3 separate regions of the Homo sapiens genome follow, and regions 1 and 3 are each linked to region 2. A link is a contact called in ENCODE Hi-C or POLR2A ChIA-PET data. All regions are on one chromosome and are shown on one strand. Each heading gives the region's core, a stretch centred on a gene start or an enhancer-like site at or near the end of the contact. The rest is flanking DNA. Distances are from core to core; before and after follow the strand shown. Region 1 holds the start of DCTPP1 (dCTP pyrophosphatase 1). Region 2 has its middle 17 kb from the start of CORO1A. Region 3 has its middle 16 kb from the start of PRR14.

Region 1 (4,841 bases), core at 1,340-3,839, 260 kb after region 2:
TAGCTGGGATTACAGGCGCCCGCCACCATGCCTGGCTAATTTTTGTATTTTTAGTAGAGACAGGGTTTCACCATGTTGGCCAGACTGGGTCATCACCTTGTGTTCTTTTCCTCATAGAACTTGTCATAATTCCAGATCTTCTAATATGAGATTACTGATTTACTGTCAATCTCCTTCCACTGTGAAGGTGGAAACCTTTCTGCCTTGTTCCAGGCCATATCTCAATTCTAGAAGACCTAGCACATAGGTGATGTTCATAAATCTGTCATGAGGCCATGTGCAGTGGTTCAACCTGTAACCCCAGTGCTGCGGGATGGTGAGGCAAGTGAATCACTTGAGACCAGGAGTTTGAGACCAGCCTGGGCAACAACAGCGAGAGATCCCATCTCTACAAAAAGTAAAAATAAATTAGCCAGGCTTGGTGGTGGCGCACGCCTGTAGACCCAGCTACTCCGAAGGCTGAGGTGGGAGGATCGTTTGAGCTCCTGAGGCTTCAGTGAGCTATGATCACACCAGTACACTCCAGCCTCAGCAACAGAGTGAGACCTTTTCTCTTAAAAAAATGACTGTCCTGGTCTAGGGCTCATCGCCTCTTGCCTGGTCTACACCAGCCAACTCTCTGGTGTCCCCTGCCCCATTCTCTCAGTGATCCATCCAATCCACCCTGTAGACACAGTGACCTTTCCAACACTCATATCTGGTCAGGTCTTCTGTCCAAACTCTCCATCATACTCTAGCCCTAATCATATCTTTGTGGGTTCAACTCCCACCCCTCTCCTCCACAGCCCTATCACTCATCCAACGTGTGCCTATTGAGCGCCTACTATGCGCTGGGCACTTGGGACACATCAGAGAAAACAGATCCCAAATCCCTGATTTTTCCTGAGATGCTTACAATGAAGGAGCGTCAGATTCTCCCTGAATTGAACTTGCCCTTTCTTGCCTCACTGCCCCTGCAAATGTAGTTCCCATGTCTGGAATGCCACAGGCAGGTCCTCTACAGAATACCTTCCTTTCAGCCCCAGAGGCAGAGGAAAAGGGTTGTTGGGCCAGGCGTGGTGGCTCACCCCTGTAATCCCAGCACTTTGGGAGGCCAAGGCGGGTGGATCACCTGAGGTCAGGAATTTGAGACTAGCCTGACCAATATGGTGAAACCCCGTCTCCACTAAAAATACAAAAATTAGCCAGGCGTGGTGGGGGGCACCTGTAGTCCCAGCTACTCGGGGGGCTGAGACAGAACTGCTTAAACCCAGGAGGCGGATGTTGCAGTGAGCCGAAATTGAGCCACTGCACTCCAGCCTGGGCGACAGAGCGAGACCCCGTCTCAAAAAAAAGCCAAAAAAACAAAAAACAAAAGAAGGGAAAAGGGTTGTTGCCACTGCTTCTTCCTAGACGGGACCTGTCCTGATGCTTTCACACCTCACACCTCTCTCTTCCAGGAGGCTGAGTGCCCCTAGAGGGCAGGGACCCGTGAGTCCTCTCTGCATCCCAACAACAGCAAAGAGCCTAGCAATCAGGAGGGGAAACTGAACCCATGAATGTTTGAAGACCAAATAAATGCTCCCCTCCCCTCCCCCACAACTCAGACTCTACCAGGAAGCTTTCCATCTACTCACAAGAGTTCTGCCAGCTCCCCCACTTCCCCAACCAAGGCCAGGAGGAGATTCCGAGGCTGATGGAACTGTTCCCAGTCTCGTTCCGCAGCAAACTCAGCATGGAGGCGGCGGCTGAAATAGGACAAAGGAGTGTAAGTCCAAGTCTCCGGGTTAGAGGGTGATGCAGGGGCCAGAGGCAGCTACCCCCGTAGTATGTAATGGGGCCTGGGACCAGGAGATTCTGCAACTAATTCATTGGATGGTATTGTGCAGGTCATTTCCTCTTTCCGGAACTTGGTTCCCTCATCTATAAAATGGGCGTGCCCCTGAACTGCCCTTAACATCTCGCCAAAACTAACAAAACCCTCTTCATTATTCCATCTCCTGCTGCTACTTCTGCAGTTTCCTCCACCTGGAATCGCCGCACATCAAAATGCAATTTCTCTTACAGAAGGTAGTTCCACAGACCCTTCCTCTAAGAAGCCTTTCTTGACCTCCTCCAGCAAAAAATAACGTCTCCCACCTCTCAGCACTTCGTTTGCCCCTCTCGTACCCCCGGCGCCTGGAGAGCAGAGGCGGTATCTGGTGCCGGTATCTTCCCAGGGCTAGGCTGAAGGGCGTTCCTAGTTACCACTCGGAGGCACCACCCAATTTCCCTTGCCTCAGGTGTGCACCGCTGCGCCCATTTTGCAGATGAGGTAAGAAGGCTCACCCAGGGACAGCCCACAGAGCCAGGACCCGAGCCCCGCTGCCAGCCCGCTTCCCGACCACGTGGAGGAACCCTCCCCAAAACGCGGGAGAAAGGGGCGACTTCCCCACCCCGAGCTGGGCCAGGCCTGCTTACATGTCCTCGAGCGTGGGCTCCGGGCTGAAGCTGAACCGGCCGGGAGCAGCAGTGTCCTCTCCCCCCGTGTCCCCACGAATCTCCCCACCGGCCACAGACATGCCGCCCACCGCTGCACCGCGACTTCACGGAAAACCCACGAGCCACGCTCGAAGCCCCGCCTCCAGAGCTCCGACCAATTACGGGAGTTCTCTATTGCCTCACGGGGCGGAGCCTGAGGAAAGAGACCAATGACTTTTGTGGAGTTTGCTACAGCCCTCCCCTTCCCTCACTGGACCAATCTGAGGGAGCTTCAAGCGCGCGTTTCTAGTCTTAGGCCCTGGAATTCTTCCGCTAGGCCCTGTGTCTAAAGGTAGAGGTACCAATTCGACCTGGGGAAGAGACGAAGGGCAGAGGGTGGGGGAAGCGCAGGCGCGTCACTTCGTTTATGGGCGCCAGAGGGCGCCAAAGCGAAACGGCAGCGGAAGAGGGCCCGTCAGGTGGAAAACCCTATAAATGAAAGGCCCTATGCATAGGTATTAAATCAGGGCTTAAGGACGTTGAGAAACCTCGAGGCCAACCCCCACACTATTTGGATGGGATTGAAGGGGAAGAGCGGAGTAAGATCAGACGGCAGTAGGACTTCAGCTCCCCGCCATCGCTGTGTCCTGTGGTTGAAACGATGGAGGTCGCCCCATCCCTGTCCTAAGGGAGGCAGTAGGCCCCAGCGCAACGTACATTGCCCTGAAACACGTGGCCCCTTATGGTCTGGCCTGTGCCGGCCTCTCCAGCCTCATGGGTCCCCAGCACGGCTCCTCCACCCCACACACGAGAACTCCAGGCTCCACTCACACCAGGGAATACGCGAGGTGGCGAGTCACAGGGTTGCTGCTTTCAAATCAGAACCACTGAGTTATTGGCCATGGGAGGAGCAGAGATCTTTATGAAACCCTAGAACAGGTGTAGTCTTGCAAAGAATGATTTATTATTGTACCCTTATTAGGGCTACTATCTCTGATTTCCACGTTTAAAGAGGCTTCCAGCTTGCTGGAAGTGAAAGCGTAAGAAAGCGCAGGAAGAGGCAGAGTCAGATTTTGGAAATTAAAATCCCAAGGCTGTGACAATTGCAATTCTAGGTATATGCCCTAGAGAAATTAATGAATATGTGCAGAGAGACACATGCAAGAAGTTCATTACAGTTTTGTTTCTAAGAGTGAAAAAAATTGAAAATAAAATGACTATCAACGGAAGAATGGCTACATGGAAGTATATTTATACAAATGATATTATCCAGCAGTTAAGATTGGATACATGCAACAGAAACAAGTTTAAACTGCTTTTAGCAAGAAAAAGAAATCTATTATTTTTATTTTTTAAATTTTTTATAGAGACAGGGTTTCACCATGTTGCCTAAGCTGGTCTTGAACCAGGATTGCTGGATTGGGCTCTAGCAATCCTCCTGCCTTGGCCTCCCGAAGTGCTGGGATTACAGGCACGAGCCACCCCCACCGGCCACAAGGAATTTATTGTAAGGATACAAGAGTGTCTCCAGAATACAGTGGGACCTCAGGAATGAACTGGAACTGGGGTGGCTGTTTTAAGCATTTTACATATTTAATCCTCATAGCAACTAATTTAATCCTCACAAAAACCCTATATGGTAGGTAATATTGTTGTCATCCCCATTTTAAAGATAAGGAAACTGAGGCCGGGCGCGGTGGCTCACGCCTGTAATGCCAGCACTTTGGGAGGCCGAGGCGGGCGGATCACGAGGTCAGGAGATCGAGACCATCCTGGCTAACACGGTGAAACCCCGTCTGTACTAAAAATACAAAAAATTAGCTGGGTGTGGTGGCGGGCACCTGTAGTCCCAGCTACTCAGGAGGCTGAGGCAGGAGAATGGTGTGAACCTGGGAGGTGGAGCTTGCAGTGAGCCGAGATCGCGCCACTGTGCTTCAGCCTGGGCGAAAGAGCGAGACTCCGTCTCAAAAAAAAAAAAAAAAAAAAAAAAAAAAAGATAAGGAAACTGAGAGGTTAAATAACTTAACAGCTAGTAAAGTGGTAGAGCTGGCGTCAAATCCAGGCAGTTTGGCTTCACAGTCTGTTATTAGACCCTATGATGTATTGCCTGAAATGGCGATAAATATGAAAAAAATAAATGTAACTGTATTTTAAATACTATGAAAGGCTGGGCGTAGTGGCTCATGCTTGTAATCCTAGCACTTTGGGAGGCGGAGGTGGGCAGATCACTTGAGATCAGGAGTTTGAGACCAGCCTGGGCAACATGGTGAAACCCTTTCTCTATTAAAAATACAAACTTAGCTGGGTGTGGTGGTGCATGCTTGTAGTCCCAGCTGCTCAGGAGGCTGAGGCATGAGAATCACTTGAACCCGAGAGATGGAGGTTGCAGTGAGGCGAGATTG
Region 2 (4,704 bases), core at 1,337-3,836:
CGGCACTTTGGGAGGCAAAGGTGGATGGATCACCTGAGCTCAGGGGTTTGAGACCAGCCTGGCCAATATGGTGAAACCCCATCTGTTGCCAAAAAGAGTGGTTTGTTTGTTTGTTTGTTTATTTGTGTATAGACAGGGTCTCACTCTATTACCCAGGCTGGAGTGCAGTGGTGTGATCATAGCTCACTGCAGACTTGACCTCTTGGGCTCAAGCGATCCTCCCACCTCAGCCTCCCAAGCAGCTGGAACTATAGGCACACGCCACCTATAGTCTGGCTAATTTTTAAATATTTTTAGAGACAAGGGTCTTACTTTGTTGCCCAGGCTGGTCTTGAACTCCTGGCCCTAAGTGATCCTCCTGCCTTGGCCTCCCAAAATGCTGGGATTAGAGGTGTGAGCCACTGCACCCAGCCCGCTAACTTTTTATATTATTCGTTGAGTTAGGATCTCTCTGTGTTGCCCAGGCTAGTCTTGAACTCCTGGGCTCAAGAAATCCTCCTGCCTTGGCCCCTCAAAGTGCTGGGATTACAGGTGTGAGCCACCACACTGGAGCCATTATTTATTATTATTTTGTTTGTTTGTTTGTTTTGAAACAGGGTTGCACTTTGTTGCCCAGGTTGGAGTACAGCAGTGTGATGTTGGCTCACTGCAACCTCTGCCTCCCTGGTTCAAGCAATCCTCCCACCTCAGCCTCCTGAGTAGCTGGGACAACAGGTGCATGCCCAGCTAATTTTGTATATTTTTTGTAGACACAAGGTTGCACCATATTGCCCAGGCAGTTCTTGAACTTCTGAGCTCAACTGATCCACCCGCCTTGGCCTCCCAAAGTGCTATGATTATAGGTGTGAGCCACTGCACCTGGCCAAATTGACAACCATTTTGTTATTTCTCATTATTCTGGGATTTTGAGCAGAAGCATCCTGAGAAAGGAAGCAAAACCTTTTAGTCTACTGAAAGGATAGGCCTGTAATTGTCACAGAATAACTTCTACCACATTCTATCAGTTAAGCAGTCATGGGAGCTGGGTGTGGTGGCTCATGCCTGTAATCTCAGCACTTTGGGAGGCTGAGGTGGGCGGATCGCCTGAGGTCAGGAGTTTCAGACCAGCCTGGCCAACATGGTGAAACCCCATCTCTACTAAAAATACAAAAATTAGCCAGCTGTGGTGGCGTGTGCCTGTAACCCCAGCTACTCAGGAGGCTGAGGCACGAGAATCGCTTGAACCCAAGAGGTGGAGGTTGCAGTGAGCTGAGATTGTGCCACTGCACTCCAGCCTGAGTGATGGAACAAGACTCTGTTTCAAATAAGTAAGTGAGTAAGTAAGTAAGTAAGTAAGTAAATAAATAAATAAAAGATGGATCAGAAGAAGGTGAGATGGCCTGCAGATTACTTAGGGGGTTCCTGCAATGGTAGAAGCAACTCAACTCAGGTAGTGTCGGTAGTGATGAAGAGAAAAGGGGAGATTCAAGGTCAAGACTCCTCACTCCAGGAGGCCCTCCCTGGGGTTCTAATGGGACATGCAGGTCAGAACCAGGAAACACAGAGACAGGTTTGTACCTCAGAGACAGGCTGAGAGTCATCAGAGTTTGCAATTGAAGCTGCCTATGTGGATAAGATAGTGTGGGGAGTTTGAGTGCAATAAGAAGAGATGGAGGTGCGGGACTCACGTCTGTAATCCCAGCACTTTGGGAGGCTGAGATGGGTGGGTTGCTTAGGGCCAGGAGTTTAAGACCAGCCTGGGCAACATTATGGGACCCCCCCCGCCTCTCCAAAAACCAGAAGTATTAGCCAGGCATGGTGTTGCACGCCTTTAGTCCCAGCACTTTGGGAGGCTGAGGCAGGAGGATCGCCTGAGCCCAGGACTTTGAGGCTGCAGTGAGCTGTAATTGCACCCCTGCACTCCAGCCTGGGTGACAGAACAAGACCCTGAATCTAAATAAGTAACTAAGAGGTGGAGTCCTGGGAGGACTCTGGGTGTAATGAGTAAAGCAGAGGAAGAGACACCCCACAGGGGATTGACAGAGAAAGCCATAGAGAAAGATGAGAACAAGGGGAGGGTGCGTCGTCGCATATTCGAAAGGAACATGTTCAAGGAGGAGGCATAGTCAGTAGCATTGGATGGACACCAAAACGTGTTTGCCTGATTTGATGACCAGGAAGTTACTGGTGGCCCTGCTGAGGGCAAATCTTTTTTTTTTTTTTTTTTAATGGAGTTTCGCTCTGTCACCCAGGCTGGAGTGCAATGGCTCAATCTCGGCTCACTGCAACCTCTGTCTCCCGGGTTCAAGCGATTCTCCTGCCTCAGCCTCCCCAGTAGCTGGGATTACAGGTGTGCGCCACCACACCCAGCTAATTTTTGTGTTTTTAGTAGAGATGGGGTTTCACCATGTTGGCCAGGGTGGTCTTGAACTCCTGACCTCAGGTGATCTGCCTGCCTCAGCCTCCCAAAGTGTTGGGATAACAGGCGTGAGCCACCGGGCCTGGCTGGTGAGGGCAAATATATGTGGAATGGCGAGGGCAGAAGACAGACTCAAGTAGGTGGAAAAGTAGGAAATGAGGAAGTGGAGACAGTGAGTGTCCACCACTCTCTCAAGAAACTCACATGTGAACAATAGGAGTGAAATAGGGAAGTGGTTTGAGGTTGCCAAGTTGAGAGAGGTTCCCCCTGCACACAGGAACCTGGGTGTGTTTTATATCCTGAAAAGAGAGGGTCTGCAGAGAGAGGCCTGCCAGTAGAGGAGAAAAGGGTGAAACGATGAGGTGAGATCACTGAAGAAATGGGAGGAATGTGTCCCAAGAGGGATCGGCCTTGGGCCCAATGAGAACCATTACTTTAAAAACATTTTTTTAGAGACAGGGTCTCCTTCTGTCATCCAGGCTGGAATGCAGTGGCGCAATCATAGTTCACTGAAGCCTCCAACTCCTGGGCTCAAGGGATCCTCCTGCTTCAGCCTCCCGAGTAGTTAGGACTACAGGCACATGCCATCACACGTGGCTAATATTTTATTTTATTTATTTATTTATTTATTTGAGACAGAGTTTCGCTCTTGCTGCCCAGGCTGGAGTGCAATGGTACAATCTCAGCTCATTGCAACCTCCGCCTCCCGGGTTCAAGCAATTCTCCTGCCTCAGCCTCCCAAGTAGCTGGGATTACAGGCATGCGCCACCACGCCTGGCTAATTTTTTGTATTTAGTAGAGACAGAGTTTCACCATGTTGGTCAGGCTGATATCGAACTCCTGACCTCGGGTGATCCGCCCGCCTTGGCCTCCCAAAGTGCTGGGATTACAGGCATTAGCCACCGTGTCCAGCCCATATTTTATATTTTGTAGAAATGGAGTCTCACTATGTTGTTCAGGCTTGTCTCAATCTCCTGGCCTCAAATGATCCTCCTGCCTTGGCCTCCAGAAGTGCTGGGATTTCAGGCATGAGCCACTGTGCCCGGGCAGGAGTGCTTTCAGAATGTGAGTCAGTGCTGACCCTGCAGGTAGATGGAAGATCAGGGCCACATGAGGAGGTGCCAGGCTACCAGAGCAACCTCTTGCCAATGAAACTGTTACTTCTTTACCTGGAGACTTGTGGGGGCTCCGTGCTACTCACTGGAGAAAACTCCTTGAGAAGGCTCTGTTTGAGGTCCCCCATGCTCTGCCCCTATGGACCTTCCCAGCATTCTGACCTTTCCTCTCACCCCAAGCATCTGAGGCCCCAGCCTTGGGGGACAGCTCTCCATTCCCTAAAACGTCATGATCTTTTCCTGCCTTCATCTGAATGGCTCTTCTCCCTCCTGCCTCTCTTCTTTGCTTGGCAGACTCCTATTCAATACCTAGTTCAGGCCAGGAGCAGTGGCTCACGCCTGTAATCCCAGCACTCTGGGAGGTGAGGCAGGCGGATCACCTGAGGTCAGGAGTTTGAGACCAGCCTGGGCAGTATAGCAAGACCCCATCTCTAAAAAAATAGAAAAATTAGACAGGTGTGGTGGCTTGCACCTGGAATCCCAACACTTTGGGGTGCCCAGGCGGGCGGATCACCTGAGGTCCGGAGTTCGAGACCAGCCTGGCCAACATGGTGAAACCTGTCTCTACAAAAAATAGAAAAATTAGACAGGTGTGGTGGCTCACACCTGGAGTCCCAGCACTTTGAGAGGCCGAGGCATGCAGATCACTCTGAGGTCAGGAGTTCAAGACCAGCTCAGCCAACATGGCAAAACCCCATCTCTACTAAAAATACAAAAATTAGCTGGGCATGGTGGCAGGCACCTATAATCCCAGCTACTCTGGAGGTGGAGGCAGGAGAATTGCTTGAACCTGCGGGGAGGAGGTTGCAGTGAGCCGAGATCGTGCCACTGCACTCCAGACTGGGCGAAACAGCAAAACTCCATATCAAAATAAAGAAATCATGTCTGCTATGGCAGACCCACAGTCAGCTGCAGCTCTGAGCCAACTGCAGGATGAAGAACCATTGCCTAATTGGAAAGTGTCAGCATCCCAGAATTCAAAAAAGAAATCTGATGAGGCTTTTCCTGCTTGATATATTATATGGAGAATTTAGATCTTATGTTGGTTTGCACAAGTTCCCTGCAGAAAAAAAAATTGCTCTGTGTATATCTCTTGGAAAATAAGATAATACTATTTTTCCTTTGCAAAGGCAGCTATAACAGATGTGAAGACTCAGTGCTCGGTGGTGCCCAGGCTGGAGTGCAGTGGCG
Region 3 (4,943 bases), core at 705-3,204, 470 kb after region 2:
CCTCTTTTGCTTTTGTTGTGTATGGACATGGGGTCTCACTGTGTCACTAGGCTGGGGTGCAATGGTGCAATCACAGCTCACTACAGCCTCAAACTCCTGGGCTCAAGAGATCCTCCCGCCTCAGCCACCTGAGGAGCTAGGACCACAGGCGCCCGCCACCATGCCCAGCTATTTTTTTTTTTTTTCATTTTTGTTTTGTTTTGTTTTGTTTTATTTTTTGAGATGGAGTCTCGCTCTGTCGCCTAGGCTGGAGTACAGTGGCGCAATTTCAGTTCACTGCAACTTCCACCTCCCAGGTTCAAGCGATTCTTCTGCCTCAGCCTGTGGGATTAGAGGCTCCCATGACCATGCCTAGCTAATTTTTGTATTTTTAGTAGAAACAGGGTTTCACCATGTTGGCCAGGCTGGTCTCCAACTCCTGGCCTCAAGTGATCTGCCTGCCTGAGCCTCCCAAAGTGCTGGGATTAGAGGCATGAGCCACCGTGCCCAGCCTCGTTTGGTTTTTTATTTTTTAAATGTTTGGTTTTTTTATTTTTTTATTTTTTTTGAGACAAAGTCTCGCTCTGTCGCCCGGGCTGGAGTGCAATGGCATGATCTCGGCTCACTGCAACCTCCACCTCCCGAGTTCAAGGGATTCTCCTGTCTCAGCCTCCCAAGTAGCTGGGATTACAGGCATCCACTGCCACGCTGGGCTAATTTTTTTGTATTTTTAGTAGAGAAAAGGTTTTTACCATGTTGGCCAGGCTGGTTTCAAACTCCTGACCTCAAGTGATCCGCCCGCCTTGGCCTCCCAAACTGCTGGGATTACAGGTGTGAGCCACCGCGCCCAGCAATATTTTATTTGCTTTTGTTTTTGTTTTTTTGAGACAGAGTTTCACTCTTGTTGCCCCAGCTGGAGTGCAATGGCACGATCTTGGCTGGCTGCAACCTCCACCTCCTGGGTTCAAGCGATTCTCCTGCCTCAGCCTCCTGAATCTCTGGTATTACAGGCGCCTGCCACCACGCCCAGCTAATTTTTGTTATTGTTAGTAGAGACGGGATTTCGCCATGTTGGCCAGGCTGGTCTCGAACTCCTGACTTCAGGTGATCCACCTGCCTTCACCTCCCAAAGTGCTGGGATTACAGGCGTGAGCTGCTGCGCCTGGTGTGTTTGAGTTTATACTGGGTAGGGAGTCATGGTTAACGCCTATAATCTCACCCAGAGTCTGAGATGGGAGGCTCCGTTGAGTCCTGGAGTTCGAAACCCCGTCACTACAAAAAAATATATATAAAGAAAAAAAAATTAAGCGGGCGCGGTGTGGCACCTGTGGTCCCAGCAACTCGGGAGGCTGAGGTGGGAGGATCACTTGAGCCAGGGAAGTCGAGGCTGCAGTGAGCCAAGATCACGCCGCTGCATTCTAGAATGGGCGACAGCCTAAAAAAAGTCAGCCTTAACAATAACAAAAAAGACAATGGCTAGGGCCCCTCCCAACCTTTCATGCCCTACCCGGAGCCCCTGCGCGGCCCTTACATTTAAAAGCCCCTTTGGGAGGCTGAGGTTGGCGGATCACTGGAAGTCAGGGGTTCAAGACCAGCCTGGCCAATATGGTGAAATCCCGTCTCTACTTAAAATACAAAAATTAGCCTGGCGTGGTGGCGGGAGCCTGTAATCGCAGTTACCCTGGAGGCTGAGGCAGGAGAATTGCTTGAACCCGAGAGACGGAAGTTGCACTGAGCCGAGATCGCGCCACTGCACTCCAGCCTGGGTGACAGGGCGAGACAACGTCTCAAAAAAAAAAAAAAAAAGCCCTAAAGGACCACTCTTGGATCTGATCCTGAGAAAGTCCCTTAGAAAACATGGCGACGCCAGCCTCACCACCTGTTTCCAAAAGCAGTGTGACGCCCTTCGCTCCCTTAGTCAAGCTAATCTTACTAAATAAGGAACAAGCTTCCCCTGAGGCTTGCCCTTCAGCGCACTGGCACTGCCCACCCGAACGGGCGTCACGGATCCTGGTCAGTCTCTAGGATCGCGCTCGCTGATAGGACGCTTCTGGTCGAACGTCCAAACAAGGTGTGCGGTGATTGGGCCGCGGAGGGCGGGGCGTTTGAACGGCGCGTGCGTGGGAGTTCCCCAGGCCGGCGTCATTAGGATCCTGGTGGGCGGTGGGACTTGGGTTCAAAGAAGACCAAGCAGGCAGACGTGTTCGGGGGCCCGCGGGTTCCGAGACTGGAGACTGGACCTTTGGCTGTCCCCACGTGCATTCTAGGTCAACGGTGCGGTGGCAGAACCCTGGGGCTCTCCCCCGCGGAACTCGGCCCTGGCCGAGGCCCCAACCACGCTAGTAGGAGGAGGCCGAGCATCCCTCCTCGAAATCGCGAAATCCCGGCCCGACAATGTAGCCACGGAGTCGAAAGCCGCGTGCGAACTTGGCACTCACAAAGCCTAGATAACCGTCTATTTTCTCCTGTAAAATAGGAGGGATGGACCCCCACAGATCATTGTAAAAGGTTCTTACAAAGAAAAATCCTCCTGGACTGGGCACGGTGGCTCACGCCTGTAATCCCAGCACTTTGAGCGGATCACACTTCGAGACCAACCTGACCAACATGGAGAAACCCCGTCTCTACTAAATTAGCCGGGCGTAGTGGCGCATGCCTGTAATCCCAGCTACTCTGGAGGCTGAGGCAGGAGAATCGCTTTAACCCGGGAGGCAGAGGTTGTGGTGAGCCGAGATCGCGCCATTGCACTCCAGCCTGGGCAACAAGAGCGGAATTCTGTCTCAAAAAAAAAAAAGAGAGAAAAGAAAAATCCTGGAAGTCAAGTAAAAATGTGTGAAGGTGTTTTATAAAATATGAAATATCTAGAATACACAAATCTATAGAAGGACTCGGGGAAAGGGGAGTGAATGCTAATAAATACAGAGGTTCTTTCTGGGGTGATGAAAATGTACTAGTACTGATTGTGGCCGCGCTAGCACAAAAATCCGTTTCATTGGCCAGACGCTATGGCCCAGGGAAAAAAAGAAGGACTAGGGGGAATGGGGAGTGAATGCTAATGAATATGCAGTTTCTTTTTGTGGTCATGAAAGTGCACTAAAATTTTCATGCTAGCACAAAAATTGAATTGTACACTTCAAATAGGTGTATTTGTGATGTGCATTCTAGCTCCATAAAACTCAAAATGTGTGAAAATTCTTTGTAACTTTACTAAAAATTGGGGGCACTCTATAGTTTACAAAACTATCCCCATCCAGGCAGGGCACGGTGGTTCACACCTGTAATCCCAGCACTCTGGGAGTCTGAGGCGGGCGGATCACCTGAGGTGAGGAGTTCAAGACCAGCCCGACCAACATTGTGAAACCCCGTCTCTACTAAAAATACAAAATTAGCCGGGCGTGGTGACGCATGCCTGTAATCCCACTTACTCGGGAGGCTGAGGCAGGAGAATCGCTTGAACCCGGGAGGCAGAGGTTGCAGTGAGCTGAGATCGCACCATTATACTCCAGCCTGGGCAACAAGAACAAAACTCCGACTCAAAAAAAAAAAAATTCTCCATCTAGTCCTCTGAGGTGAGCAGCATTTTGTTTGTTTGTTTGTTTTGTTTGTTTTGAGATGGAGTCTCGCTCTTGTTGCCTAGGCTGGAGTGCAATGATGCGATCTCAGCTCACTACAACCTCTGCCTCCCAGGTTCAAGCGATTCTCCTGCTTCAGCTTCCCGTGTAGCTGGGATTACAGGTGCGCACTACCATGCTTGGCTAATTTTTGTATTTTTAGTAGAGACAGGGTTTCACCATGTTGGCCGGGCTAGTCTCGAATTCCTGACTTCAGGTGATCCACCCACCTCAGCCTCCCAAAGTGCTGGGAGTACAAGTGTGAGCCACCGAGCCCTGCTTATTTATTTATTTATTTATTTAGAGACAGAGTCTCTGTCATCCAGGCTAGAGTGCAGTGGCACTATTTCAGCTTACTACAGCCTCCGCCTCCCAGAGCTAAAGCAATTCTCCTGCCTCAGCCTCCTGAGTAGCTGGGATTACAGGCATGTGCCACCACACCCGGCTAATTTTTGTATTTTTAGCAGGTGGCGTTTCGCCATGTTGGCCAGGCTGGTGGTGGCACAATTGGAGGGCAGAAGGGACAGTAAAAGATGCCCTAGAAGCTCAGAAGAAGGAAAGACCTCAGAAGGCTTCGACGCATGGGTGGGGCTGCTGTTGCAGCTGGACCTTCAAGGATGATAGAATCTAAACAAATGCAGTAGTAATGAAAGAGGTAAAAGATGGGAAACCATGGAAAATATACAGAGGTAATAATTAGATGAAGCCCCCACGTGGTGACTTGTGCCTGAAATCACAAGTGTGCCCAGAAACGGGGCCTCACTGTGTTGTCCAGTCTGGTCTCGAACTCCTGTTTCAAGCAATCTTCATGCCTCAGCCTCCTAAAGTGCTGGGATTACAGGAGTGAGCCACTGCATCCGGCCACCCTTCATTTTAAAAGTACATTTCTGGCCAGGTGCGGTGGCTTATGCCTGTAATCCCAGCACGTTGGGAGTCCAAGGCGGGCCAATCACTTGAGGTCAGGACTTCAAGACCAGCTTGGCCAACATGATGAAACCCCATCTGTACTAAAAATACAAAAATTAGCTGGGTGTGGTTGTGTGAACCTGTAATTCCAGCTGCTCAGGCGGCTGAGGCACGAGAATAGCTTGAACCCAGGAGACAGAGGTTGCAGCAAGCTGAGATCGCACCACTGCACTCCAGCCTGGGTGATAGAGTGAGACTCAGTCTCAAAAAAAAAAAAAAAAAAACCACATTTCTGCCCAGGCGCATTGGCTCATGTCCATAATCCAGCGCTTTGGGAGGCTAAGGTGGGTAGATCACCTGAGGTCAGGAGTTGGAGACCAGCCTAGCCAAAATGGTGAAACCCCTTCTCTACTAAATACAAAAAATTAGCTGGGCGTGGTGGCAGGT

Evidence for each region. A loop is a pair of places that touch in the nucleus more often than their neighbours do. ChIA-PET counts read pairs that join two places held with the same protein, here RNA polymerase II (POLR2A). Pooled maps may share reads with other maps.
Region 1: a loop to region 2 is called in a pooled map, with 2.4 times the contacts of the local background. The contact joins the promoter of DCTPP1 here to the enhancer-like site in region 2. A Hi-C loop is called at or near these places in 1 of 50 pooled maps. POLR2A ChIA-PET finds 5 or more read pairs at or near these places in 3 of 52 experiments (HEK293T, OCI-LY7 and naive thymus-derived CD4-positive, alpha-beta T cell).
Region 3: a pooled map shows a loop between it and region 2 (2.5-fold over the local background). The contact joins two enhancer-like sites. A Hi-C loop is called at or near these places in 2 of 50 pooled maps. POLR2A ChIA-PET finds 5 or more read pairs at or near these places in 4 of 52 experiments (AG04450, BJ, HEK293 and 1 more).

The regions. Positions count from the first base shown.
Region 1 is chr16:30,427,441-30,432,281 of GRCh38, forward strand. It overlaps DCTPP1 (dCTP pyrophosphatase 1), which reads right to left and starts at 2,590. Exons shown (of 3, transcript NM_024096.2): 1 at 2,440-2,590; 2 at 1,617-1,727. The coding sequence starts at 2,540. RefSeq lists enhancers at 693-1,193, 1,194-1,694, 2,448-2,527, 2,928-3,037.
Region 2 is chr16:30,163,790-30,168,493 of GRCh38, forward strand. No RefSeq gene overlaps it. Among named protein-coding and RNA genes, the nearest start is that of CORO1A, 17 kb to the right of the region's middle. RefSeq lists an enhancer at 2,297-2,556. Within about 2 kb of position 2,587, at least 6 of the 41 ENCODE cell types and tissues checked have a DNase peak (open chromatin) inside an H3K27ac peak, as active enhancers do.
Region 3 is chr16:30,632,402-30,637,344 of GRCh38, forward strand. No RefSeq gene overlaps it. Among named protein-coding and RNA genes, the nearest start is that of PRR14, 16 kb to the right of the region's middle. RefSeq lists enhancers at 1,065-2,016, 2,017-2,967. Within about 2 kb of position 1,955, at least 38 of the 41 ENCODE cell types and tissues checked have a DNase peak (open chromatin) inside an H3K27ac peak, as active enhancers do.